Linked DNA regions of Homo sapiens: regions 2, 3 and 4 are each linked to region 1. The links are chromatin contacts, found by Hi-C or POLR2A ChIA-PET in ENCODE. All regions are on one chromosome and are shown on one strand. Each heading gives the region's core, a stretch centred on a gene start or an enhancer-like site at or near the end of the contact. The rest is flanking DNA. Distances are from core to core; before and after follow the strand shown.

Region 1 (2,700 bases), core at 87-2,586:
GAGGCTCCTCTTTGCTGTTCCTGTTAGGGCCTCGCCAGAGGGACACTGGACTTGTCTGCATAAAGCGGTCTTCTGCCTTGGAGACAGAAAGCGATACACTGTGAAGAAATCGGGCTTCTAAAACTAACTGTGCTCTCAAACACAGTGCCGTTTGGAACGGGGAAGCACTCCCCCAGCTCCTGGCATACACTGGTAAAAGCCAGAAAGATAATTGAGGCCCAATCGCAAAGCCCTGAACACACCGGTCTGGGAGTTGCAGAGTGCCTGAATGTCTGCCATGGGCCCGCACAGGGCCAGAGGCCTGGAGGGCAGCCCTGCAGCCTCTCTGGTGACCCCTGATGGCACAGACACTCCTCAGGCGGACGGCACACTTGCTCTGCCAGGAAACACTGGGAGTAATGTCTCTCTGCTTTCTCGGCATCTTGCAGGGAAGGACACAGGAACCCGGGGGGAACAGTGGCAGGGTAGATTGCAGGACCGTGACTCCAATCTGGATCCACAGGCAAACTTTTCAGGGAGCCACCGGGCCAATGAGGCCACCTGCATACCTGCCTAAAGCTTCCCTCTGGCCTCCGTCCTGTCTTCATGGTATCTCCACCTTCCCCCTATCCGCGGCCCCCCACCAGGCCTCCAAGCTCGGCCATCCCTAGCAGTTCCCAGAGCTGGCTCTCGGCCGTACTCACATGCCCTGCTCGCCGTACTGGTTGTAGAACTCCATGTGGCTGCACGCCTGGATCCAGCCAACTACCCAAGTCTCCTTCTTGGGGATGGGCGGCATGACCACCTGGGCCGAGGCCCGGAAGTGGGGTGTCCGGTAGCGGAGCACCACGCTGGAGGACTCATCGATGCTAGTGGGGACGGGGTCGATGGAGGCTTTCACATCAATCACCGTGATCCCTTCCCGGAAGACTCTGGCTTTGCCTCCGATGCTCTGAATACAGCCCATGGCATACAGGAGCGCTCTGATCTCCAGGGAAGGCCAGCAGTCACAGAAAAAACCAGGCATTGAAAGGACAGAGGCTGCAGGACCCAGTACAGACGGCGCTGCTCTCCAATCTCAACTCTCAAGACCGATATCCATAGGATAGAAAACTCACTGAGTAGACTGGGGTTGCATATATCACTACCGCGGCCTGTTTATAAATAAGGATTCTGCTGCATTTCATGAGCCCTGGGCTCTCTCTTCTTCTCCTCGCAGTGGACAAAAATCACCGATATTCTTTGGGTTAAAAAAAGTTTGTAGTTTAATGAATAATTATGCGGTTCTGACATCCAGCCCTTCTGTGCCTCACACGCGGGGACGGCAGCTCGCAGACTCTCCCTGAAGTCTTCGGAGGAAGCAGGCGAGCGCCGGCAGACTCATAAATAAGGAAGGCTCTGTCCCCGCGCGGCCGCGCCACCCTCGCGGCAGAAGCCTGACTTCCTGCCCTCCGGCCTTCCGCACGCGCTCCCTCCGGGCCCCGCACCCGCACCCGCCCGGCGCGGTCGAATCAATTGCAGAGCAGTTTGTGTTCACCCGGCCGAGGTCCCGGCGCCCTCGGGGCGAGCGCCGACCCGCGGCTTCCAGGAGGCGAGCTCAGGGCTCCGGCCGCTCGCCGGTGACGGGGGAGCGCGGCGCGGGTCCCCGTCGGCGCCCACTCGCGGGCGCGGGCCGGACGTCCCCACGCAGGGGCGCCGCGTCCCTTCGCCGCTGTCGCTGCCGGCCGCCGTGCAGGGTCCCGGGGCTGCGCTCCGGCCGCCGCCGCCTGCTTCGCCGCGGCCGCCGAGGACCTGGTGGGAGGTGGAAGGGACAGCGCGTCAAGGCCAGCCTCAAAGTTAAGCCGAACTTTGCTGCGGGGGGCGCGCGGGGGCGGCGACGCGTGTGCGCTGGGCGCGGGCTGCGGAGCTGACGGCGCAGCTCTGGGCGGTCTCCCCGGAGGCGGTGGCCCCCGCCCCCCGCGCCCGCCCCGTCAGTGGCGGCCGCACGACCGCGCGCACCAGCGAATAATAGCCGCCCGTGACATCTCCGCTGATACCGTCCCGGACGGGCGGGGTGGGGGGCGAGCGGCTGCCGCTGCAGGGGGCGGCGAGCACTTGCCCTGCTCTGTCCCCACCGCCGCGCCGCCAGCGCCAGGTGCCCCTTCCCCACCCCGGTCCCTCCGGCTCCCTGGGCGCAGGGCCACCCACCAGTGCCGTCGGATCCGGCGGGCACCCCTTTCCCGGCTGGGGTCCCTCGGCCCTCGGAGGGCATAGTGCCCCCGCTCCGCCGCGTCAAGCGCCTCTGTCGCCCCTCTCCAGCCGCGAGCAGCCCCGGGTCCCCACGCGTCGGGCGCGCTCGCCGCTGCCGGGGAACTTTGGCGCGCACGCCCCCACTCGGGCGGCGCCGCCGACTCACCTGCCCCGGGGGCCACTCCGCTGGCCCGGGCAGCCGCTCTCCGGACGCCCCTGACCCGGCCGCGGGCACGTTCTTGGGGCGCCCCCACCCCCTTCCCCGGGCACTGTCCCTTGGCTCTACTGGAGTCTGGGGCCGGCGTGGGCGCCCCCGGCCCCCACCCTCCTCCCGGCTTGGGGCTTCGGGGGGGCGGCCGGGGGCGGAGGGCTGAGGCTCGGGGCTCTCTCGCCCCCACCCCGCGCGCCTCCTTTATTTTATGATCATTGTGAGCGCGCTGTCGCCGCTCAGCCCCGCCGCCGCGCCGCTGCCGCCTGGCGCGCCCCGCGCTG
Region 2 (2,700 bases), core at 66-2,565, 1.4 Mb before region 1:
TGCAGCCATTAAGGCTTTCTGAAAAATATTCCACAATATGGGTGAATGCCCACAATGTCATAATGAGTTGAAAAGAACAGGGAATAAAAGTACATAGAAAGTTGTTCACAATCTGAGAGAGAGAGACGAAAAAAAACAGATTGGAAAGAGTATTCAATATTAATACCAGTGCATTCTTGGGTGGCTCTGCAAGGAAAAAAAATGTTAACACTGATCATTTCCGGATGGGAGAATTATGGGTGCTTTTTATCGTCTTGACTATACTTTTCTAAATTATACAAACTCTTAACGATCGATATGCATTTCACAATTAATTGGTTTTAATAAAAAACGCGAGTTAGTGATCTGTTTCTGTATCTCTGGAGCACACCCCGAGACGACACAGCTCAGGGCATGTCCTGGTTAAACATTTGCAAAGAACGCTGTTCTCCAAGTTGGGCAGTGGAAGGTGTACAGTGTGTCAAGAGAAAAATCTACGTCTGAGGAGATATTTGTGACAGCGACCCGGACGCGGATGTGTCTGTCGTCCCCGCCGCCTCCTCCTCCTCCCCGCGTGGTACCCACCTCACCCCGTTGGGCCTCTTCCTCAAGTTCTGTACCTCTCTGGTCTCTTCCAGTTTTAATCTTTAAAAAGAAGAAGAAGCAGCAATGCATAAGCTGAGTGATTCCCCGCGGAATCCAAAGCTAACAGAGCCAATAAGGCACCTTCGAGGGCATCCCAGCCCAGCTACTGAGCCACCAGCACAGTGGTCCAGAGGACGACCTTGTGCCTAGACCCACCGGGAGTCAGAGCCACTGCGCATCCCGGAGGCATCTCTCTCAACCGTTCGAGCTTGGGGCGGTGGCCTCACCCCTTGAGCCTCAATTTCTGCGTCCGCAGAAGGAACCACCACCCGAGCTCACAGTTAACAATGTCAGCGAAGCGCCGAGCCGGTGGTGAGTCCCCCAAACAAGTCTATCTTTACCAAGCCTATGGGAGCCCCGCCCCAAACGCACCGAACCTCCTCTGAGTCCTGCTCATCTTCCTCTGACTCCGAGTCGCCCCGGCGGCGACGGAAAATCTTCCGGACGACCGGCATGGTGACAACGGCCGAGTTGTACAGCCGCCGCGCCTCTGCGCAGCGGCCCAGGCTGCTTCCGGCGCGCGGCAGAGCGGTCAGAGCGCCTGCCCCGTCTGGCCCCGCCCCCGGCACGCACAGTCCGCGTGGCCACGCCCCCTCTCCTGGCGTCAGCCTCTTCCGATTGGACGGCAGAGGGAAGGAGGTGGGGCGTCGCCAGACGGCCCCACAACCCTGCGCGTCGCCTCAGAGGGGGCGCGCTTGACTGACAGGCGGCGGCGGCGCAGTTGCGAGTGCAGGTGAGTTCCGGGCCGCCACCGGCTGCTTCTGTGGGCCGGGCCTCTGAGCATTGGCGACCCCAGCCCGGCTCCGGGCTGACAGGGCCTGGCTTCGCCAGGTACGCCAGACGCAGCGGCCCGGTGAGCGGAGCCCGGGACCCCCCCGGCCGCCGCCGCCCCTCTCCCCTCCTCCGGTCGGCGCCCAGGGGGGCCTCTGGGCCCCAGCACCACCCCACTCTGAGCTCCCTGGGGGCTCGTGGCTTCTCCAGAACCGGGGCCGCCCCCCTCTCATTTCTGCCGGGGCCTGACCTAGCGTTGAAAGCATCCGCGTGGCGTCTCGCGTCTCGGGCGCTGACTTTTCTTTCCTCGGGCTCTGAGCCCTGACGTGCGTTTTTTTCTTTCGGAACAAAAGATGACCACTTCTCTGCGGTGCTGACTTAGAGTCCCAGCGCCGACTGCCTCACAAATAATGGCCCCCAGCTTCTCCGCGAGGAGAGGCGCGTCTGATGTTTTGAAGCCACGCAAGAGGGTTTGAGCCGGGGGACTCCTCCTCGGTGCTTGCCGGCCACCCCCCTGGACCTTCACGGGTCTGGTTTTCCTCCTTCGGCAGGTCTGTCGCTCTACCCTCTGCCCCTTCCACCCCGAAGATGCTGTGAGGATAAAGTTTATTTGAAAAACTGGTATCAGCAAACGCTTAGGAAATACCTAAATGCATAAATAATGGCTTCTAGGACTTTTAAGAACCCCTTAAGTAACAGTAGTTTTCCTTTTCTCAGTGTCATCCCTTACTTTGAGAACTACCTCTTATTAAGCAGTTACTATGTGGCAGGCCCTGGGCAAAGCATCATCTCATTGAATTCTCCCAGCAATCCTTTGAGGTAGATTGTTTTTCGTTTTACAAATGAGAATGCGGAGTCTCCGAGGGGCAGTGCACGCCTCAAGTTACCCAGCTAGGAGGTGGAACAGGAATTGGTTGCAGGTCAGTCTCTGCCGCACGGTTTGCACAGGGCCTGGCACGGTAGGAGTGCAGTAGATGTTTGCTGCTGCTGCAGCTGCTGTTACATCTCATTGGCTAGGGGGAGGGGCCGATGGGGGCTGTCTGGGGTTCCCCTTTCTGGAAGACCATTCCGAAGCAGGGCAGCATTTCTAGAATGCCTTACGTTTTCTCTGGAACAGTCTCCACTGAGATTGTTCTTCTCTTCCTTGGGCTGGAAAAAATAGTAGACTCGGGACTTCTTGCACCAGCGTTTTATCTTTGGTCAAAAGCCATATATTAAAGTCTCAAAGTCTTGCCCTCTGCAGACTGGTTCAGCCAAACCCAGATGCACGTGCACTCACTGGATACGGAGTCCCTGTCAGATGAT
Region 3 (2,700 bases), core at 187-2,686, 1.9 Mb after region 1:
CAGGAGACAGATCCTGCCCCTGGAGGCTGCACCTATGCCTGGCATCCCCTCCCTCTTTGGCTCTGACTAGGAGACTCCCAGGGACGGGGGCATCACTGACACCTGTCACTGTGCAGCCCAGAGGCAAATTCTTGCCACGTTCAGAAGCCTGGCAGGCAGGATCAACTCCTGACACCCCTTCGTACCCTAGAGCCTAGTCTGGCGCCGCCTTTAGCACACCTCAATGGGGACAAAGCACTTTTCCAGACAGCCTCTGCCAGAAAGATGAGGCCACAGTCATCATCTCTGTTGTAAAACTGAGAAAACTGAGGCCCAGAGAGGGCGAACAACTTGCCTGATGTCACACAGCGTGTCAGTGCCAAGGCAGGGTGTAAGTCCGGCCCCCAAGGCTGCTTGCTTTCCTCTACTCTGTTCCAAATTAAGGATCACAAGTAGATTTGTTCCAGGCAGCACACAGACTTGACGCTGCTGGGACCCTGTCCCTGGGGTGGGTGGTCTGTCCCCTGTAGGAGGCCTAGGCTGGGGACTCTGACTTCCATTTCTGCTGATCACTGCTGCCTCCAACCTGGCGCCTAAACCAGAGTCAACAACCCTCTGATAATTTCTACTACGCACTGCCATGCCAATGCGGGTATCATTTCACCATCATGATATGTGACGCAGGTTTTGCAGGTGAGTTTGAGGATGAAGCTCAGAGATGGCACAAAGCTCATCCAAAGCCACACAGCAGAGCAGGGCTTCCAATCCTGTCTGACTCTCAGGTTTGCGCTCCCAGTCACTCCTTCCTGCAAACTCCTAGCAGGAAGACTCTTTATGACTTTTCATAAAGAGTCAAAGGTGATTTTATCCTCACGGTGCCCTTCTAAGTTCAGGGTGCAAGTATCTCAATGACCTCCAGTTCACAGGAGGGCCCCTGTGTGTGGTGGGGAGGCAGAGCCGCAGAATGACTTGTGGAAGGCTACACACCCCAGTGGGGAGGACCTTTCCCCTGCTCCAGGCTAGGGAGACCCGGGGACTCCCAGGAGCAGCAGAGCCACAGGACACACCTGCCAAGGCATGTGGAAGGTGGGCCACCCTGGAGTGGGGAGAGAAAGGCAAAGAGGGGCTGTGCTTATTTTGGCAGTTGGGGCTTGGCACCACCCCAGGCAGGACAGTAATTCAGCAACTGGCTGATTCACCCACCGCAGGGCTCCCCTGCACTGGCTGCCTGCCCGCCGGCCCCTATTACCAGCCCACTGAGTCACGCAGGTTGCCAAGAAGCTGAGGATCCAAGAATCCAGGCCCTGCCCCAGCCGCTCCCATTGGCTTTGAGCCCAGCAGGACCCAGCCCTGCCAAGGGCACCGCAGCTCCCCTCCCCAACCCTGCCTGCCCCCAGGTCCAGCTCCAGGAGGAACCCAACGTCTAACTGTAAGGATCCAAGCAGTGGCTGGGAGCTGGGGCCTACAGTGTCAGGAGTCTTGGGCCAAACCCTCATCCTGTCACTTCCTGGCTGGGTGGAGCTGGGTGAGCCAGGCAGGTTCCTTTCCCTTGCTGAGCCTTGGTTCTAGCCCATCAACAGGGAACATCTCTGCCTCAAAAAGACTGCATGCTGAAATGAAACACTGGATGGGAAGCACTCAAGATAGGGCCTGGCACATGCTCCGTGTCAAAAAAATGGCACCCCAAGGTGGCATCCTCTGCAGGGAAGAACCAGAGTTCTTATTTTGAATTCAAGGCCAGCTGATACTTCTGTAAAATGCAGGTGAAATGTTGCAGCAATGTCAACTGCCATAGAGTTTCTAAACAATGTCCATTTCTCTACTGAAGGAGATGAGGATCAGTAACAGAGTTTGTAGCCTGCACTGTCTGCAGACCACAGAGAGGGCCCGGGGCACAACTATATTCACACAGCCAGACCACGCGAATTTACTGAACACCTACTAGGTGCCGGGCACTATTCAAGTGCCAGCGATAGACCAGGGAAAAACACAACACATAAAAATCACCTTTGGCCTAGGTCATAATAAGTAAAATGCATTTTTGAAAATAAGAATGCTCCAGAAGGCAAAAACAGAACAGGGAAGGCTGATGGGGCCCATGGGGCAGGAGCAGGTGCTACAACTGCAGACAGGCCAGGAGGGCTGAGGGGGCAGCGCGGGTATGGATGGAAGGAGGGACATTAAAACATTTCACCTTGGCCGGGCGCGGTGGCTCACGCCTGTAATCCCAGCACTTTGGGAGGCCAAGGCAAGTGAATCACTTGAGCTCAGGAGTTCGAGACCAGCCTGGTCAATGTGGTGAAACCCTGCATCTACTAAAAATACAAAAAAACTAGCTCGGGTGCGGTGGCTCACGCCTGTAATCCCAGCACTTTGGGAGGCCGAGGCGGGTGGATCATGAGGTCAGGAGTTCAAGACCAGCCTGGCTAACATGGTGAAACCCTGTTTCTACTAAAAATACAAAAATTAGCCAGGCGTGGTGGCGGCGCCTGTAACCCCAGCTACTCGGGAGGCTGAGGCAGAGAACTGCTTGAACCTGGGAGGCAGAGGTTGCAGTGACCAAGATCGTGCCACTGCACTCCAGCCTGGGCGACAGAGCAAGACTCCATCTCAAAAACAAACAAAAAAACTAGCTGGGCATGGTGGTGCGTGCCTGTAATCCCAGCTACTCAGGAGGCTGAGGCAGGAGACTGGCTTAAATCCAGGAGGTGGAGGTTGCAG
Region 4 (2,700 bases), core at 134-2,633, 1.2 Mb before region 1:
TGTTTCTGTAATTGCTCTAACCTTGTTTTATTTTGATATGAGATTTCTTGGCCTCATCTCAGATAGCAACACCACCCTACACTTTCTCCTCCACACCCTTTGCAAATAGAATTCCAAAAGGTAGTTCAGGCACTTTAGAGTTCATCCTGGGAAATGGCTCATCTTGAGGGCATTTCAGTGCAGTAACTGAGATTTCGTCTGCTCCTTCCCGGGCCGCCGCACTGCCCATCCCCTGCCCAGTGATTTCCCCAGGAATCCGGGGACGGCAGGAAAAGAGCTCCATCCACAGCCAGCCCCTCGCCTTTCCGGGGACGGCCCTCAGCCCTGAGGGCTGCCCGTTTACCGTGCGCATCCCCCGGCCAAGCATCCCCGCAAGGCGCCCCTCACCGCCAACTTTCCCCACTGGAAACTATTCTCCGAGCAACCGTTAAAGATCATTGACCCCGCGAACGCCTCTTCCTGAGGTAGATCACGTAAGATCTCTCCCTAACTCCCACTTTCCCCTCCAGACCAGACGTCGCAGTGCCCACATCCCACTCAGGATTGAGCTACCCCGAAAGAACAAGTGCGCCCGGAGCCGCCACGGGCCAGAAGTCCTCGCCTCCAGAGCGAAGACCGCACTCTCGCCCCAGCACCCCAAAACCCGACCCCCGGCGCTCGCCCCGGCCGCCCCGCTCCCGGGGAAGTGCCCGATCCGCCAGCGCCTCCGCGGAGCCAGGACAGAACTCGCGGCCGGGGCGCCCCGAGACCCAACGCAGCGCCGCGCAGCCGGGGCCTCCACGCCCCCACGCCCGGTCCCGGCCCTCCCCGGGCATCCGCGGCTCGCCCCGGGGGATTAGGGCTCGGCCCGACACACACGGCCCGCTCCGGGGCGCCGGGGACAGGGAGGCCCGCCCGCGCCGTTCCTCAGGCCGCCGGGGACCCGCACCAACTCCCCTCGCCTCCGAAGGACAAGCCGGCCCGCACCTCCTGCTCGGGCCAAGGCGGACGAGGGGCATTGGAACCCCGCCTCCTCCCCAGGCCGCGAGGACCCCGACCAGCGCGCCCTCGCCTCCGCCCAGCAGCGCGGCCCGCGCCCCCTCCCCAGGCCGCGGGGAAACGCAGCGCGCGCCCCGCATCTGCCCGCGGGCCCAGCCCCTCACTCACCCAGAGCTCGGTGCCCCAGCTCATGGTGCAGGGGACGCGAAGGGGCGCTCCGCGCGGCGGGCGCGGCTCTCTGGTCCCCCTCCCCGGCGATCCCTTTGCCCCCCGAGATCCCCGCGACGGCGGAAAGCCCGGAGTCCGCGCGGCCTCCTCCGGCTCGCAGCTCCTCGCCCGGGGTCTCCTCGGCGGCTCCTCCTCCCCGCCGCTCCACAGCAAAATGGCCCGAGGAAGCAGCAGCCGCGGCCGCCGCAGCGCCCGCCCGCCCTACACCCGGAGAGCGGGGGAGGGGCGGGAGGGGAGGGGCGGGGCCGGTCTGACAGCTCGCGCACGCGCGCCCGCCCCACCCCGGCCCGGCCCCCTCCCCCGGGCTCCCCCGGCCGGGTCCGCGTCGCCCTGGGGTCCGGAAGGACGCGGAGGGAGGTGTGAGGGACGGCGGGACCCGGATCCCTAGGACTCCCCCTGCCAATCTGGTAATGACTTCTTAGTGACCACTGTCTGCTCGCAGTACTAGCGCTTGCCTTGGAACGCGGCAGGCCCTGGGATCACCGATGCTCCGCCGCGGTCTGAGATCGCTCCCCTGCGCGTATCGCCGCTCTGGATTTAAGGACAATACTTTCCCCTGGCAGCCATGCGCGCCGAGCAGAGTCAGCCCGGGAGGCTCTTTTCCCACCGCCCGAGGGAAGCCCGAGAGTCCCGCAGGCTGGCGCGGTGGGAGTGGGGCGGTGGTAACTGCGCGCTGTGCGAATAGAGACGTCGAGGCAAGCGCGACGGCCTCGAGTGGCTAGGGAAAGAATCCAGGGGCGTGCACCCAGTGATTTCCAATCTCTGAAACCAGTGATTTCCAACTTGTTCAGCCAAGAAACTCTCAGGCGTGAAATCACGTTACCGCCTAGTGGGTAAAAGCAAAGGCGTGGGGTACACAGATAACTTGTTTGGTTCAAATCCAGCCTCCCGCACGTGCTGGCCGGGCGGAGGCGGACAATTGCTCCACCTCTGGAAGCGCAGAGCGCAGTCCACCAAATGGAGGCAAATAACGTGTCCATCTCACTGCCCGGCGGTGAGGATCAGGGGTGGGCCAAGGCCGAAGGTTGGTAAACCCAGCGCTCATTTTATCAGCAGACGGACTCCCTCTCTATATATCCAAAGGTCTGCACAAATGTTCCTGACAAGCTATGGAAAATGTTTGGAATTCCAACTCCTGAATCACTAGCCCTTTCCCCACAGCTTATCTTTCTCCCTCGGTTAATGCTACTACTGGATCCTTTTCTGAGAAACCGTGCGACTCCCAACATGGGCCCCCAGTTAAAAAATATTTTACGATGATGCATTTCTCCAATCCCACCCCACCATTTTCAACCTGCTTATCATTCTCCTCCATTAAAAGGTGGAGCTAACCCGGGTCTGGTGGCTCACGCCTGTAATCCCAGCACATCAGGAGGCCCAGGTGGGAGGATGGCTGGAGGCCAGGAATTTGAGACCAGCCTGGGCAACATCGCAAGACCCTGTCTCTACAAAAAGAAAAAAAAAAAAGTTAGCTGGGCATGGTGGCATGCACCT

Evidence for each region. A loop is a pair of places that touch in the nucleus more often than their neighbours do. ChIA-PET counts read pairs that join two places held with the same protein, here RNA polymerase II (POLR2A). Pooled maps may share reads with other maps.
Region 2: a pooled map shows a loop between it and region 1 (8-fold over the local background). The contact joins the promoter of USP20 here to the promoter of FAM78A in region 1. A Hi-C loop is called at or near these places in 4 of 50 pooled maps. POLR2A ChIA-PET finds 5 or more read pairs at or near these places in 2 of 52 experiments (activated B cell and naive thymus-derived CD4-positive, alpha-beta T cell).
Region 3: a pooled map shows a loop between it and region 1 (5-fold over the local background). The contact joins the enhancer-like site here to the promoter of FAM78A in region 1. A Hi-C loop is called at or near these places in 2 of 37 single-sample maps with no recorded cell type and 8 of 50 pooled maps.
Region 4: a pooled map shows a loop between it and region 1 (4-fold over the local background). The contact joins the promoter of FNBP1 here to the promoter of FAM78A in region 1. A Hi-C loop is called at or near these places in 1 of 168 maps with a recorded cell type or tissue (naive thymus-derived CD4-positive, alpha-beta T cell), 1 of 37 single-sample maps with no recorded cell type and 7 of 50 pooled maps. POLR2A ChIA-PET finds 5 or more read pairs at or near these places in 2 of 52 experiments (activated CD4-positive, alpha-beta T cell and activated T-cell).

What each region holds. Positions count from the first base shown.
Region 1 is chr9:131,275,174-131,277,873 of GRCh38, forward strand. It overlaps FAM78A (family with sequence similarity 78 member A), which reads right to left and starts at 1,337. Exons shown (of 2, transcript NM_033387.4): 1 at 684-1,337. The coding sequence starts at 1,006. RefSeq lists enhancers at 17-66, 52-664, 77-126, 157-206, 367-866 and a silencer at 1,507-2,686.
Region 2 is chr9:129,834,143-129,836,842 of GRCh38, forward strand. It overlaps USP20 (ubiquitin specific peptidase 20), which reads left to right and starts at 1,316. Exons shown (of 26, transcript NM_001110303.4): 1 at 1,316-1,357. It overlaps C9orf78 (chromosome 9 open reading frame 78), which reads right to left and starts at 1,133. Exons shown (of 9, transcript NM_016520.3): 1 at 997-1,133; 2 at 565-624. The coding sequence starts at 1,079. RefSeq lists silencers at 1,065-1,414, 1,445-1,594 and an enhancer at 1,566-2,066.
Region 3 is chr9:133,134,180-133,136,879 of GRCh38, forward strand. It overlaps a transcript of RALGDS not described here. Among named protein-coding and RNA genes, the nearest start is that of RALGDS, 14 kb to the left of the region's middle. RefSeq lists an enhancer at 1-79. Within about 2 kb of position 1,437, at least 31 of the 41 ENCODE cell types and tissues checked have a DNase peak (open chromatin) inside an H3K27ac peak, as active enhancers do.
Region 4 is chr9:130,041,806-130,044,505 of GRCh38, forward strand. It overlaps FNBP1 (formin binding protein 1), which reads right to left and starts at 1,384. Exons shown (of 17, transcript NM_015033.3): 1 at 1,147-1,384. The coding sequence starts at 1,170. RefSeq lists silencers at 747-906, 1,087-1,646.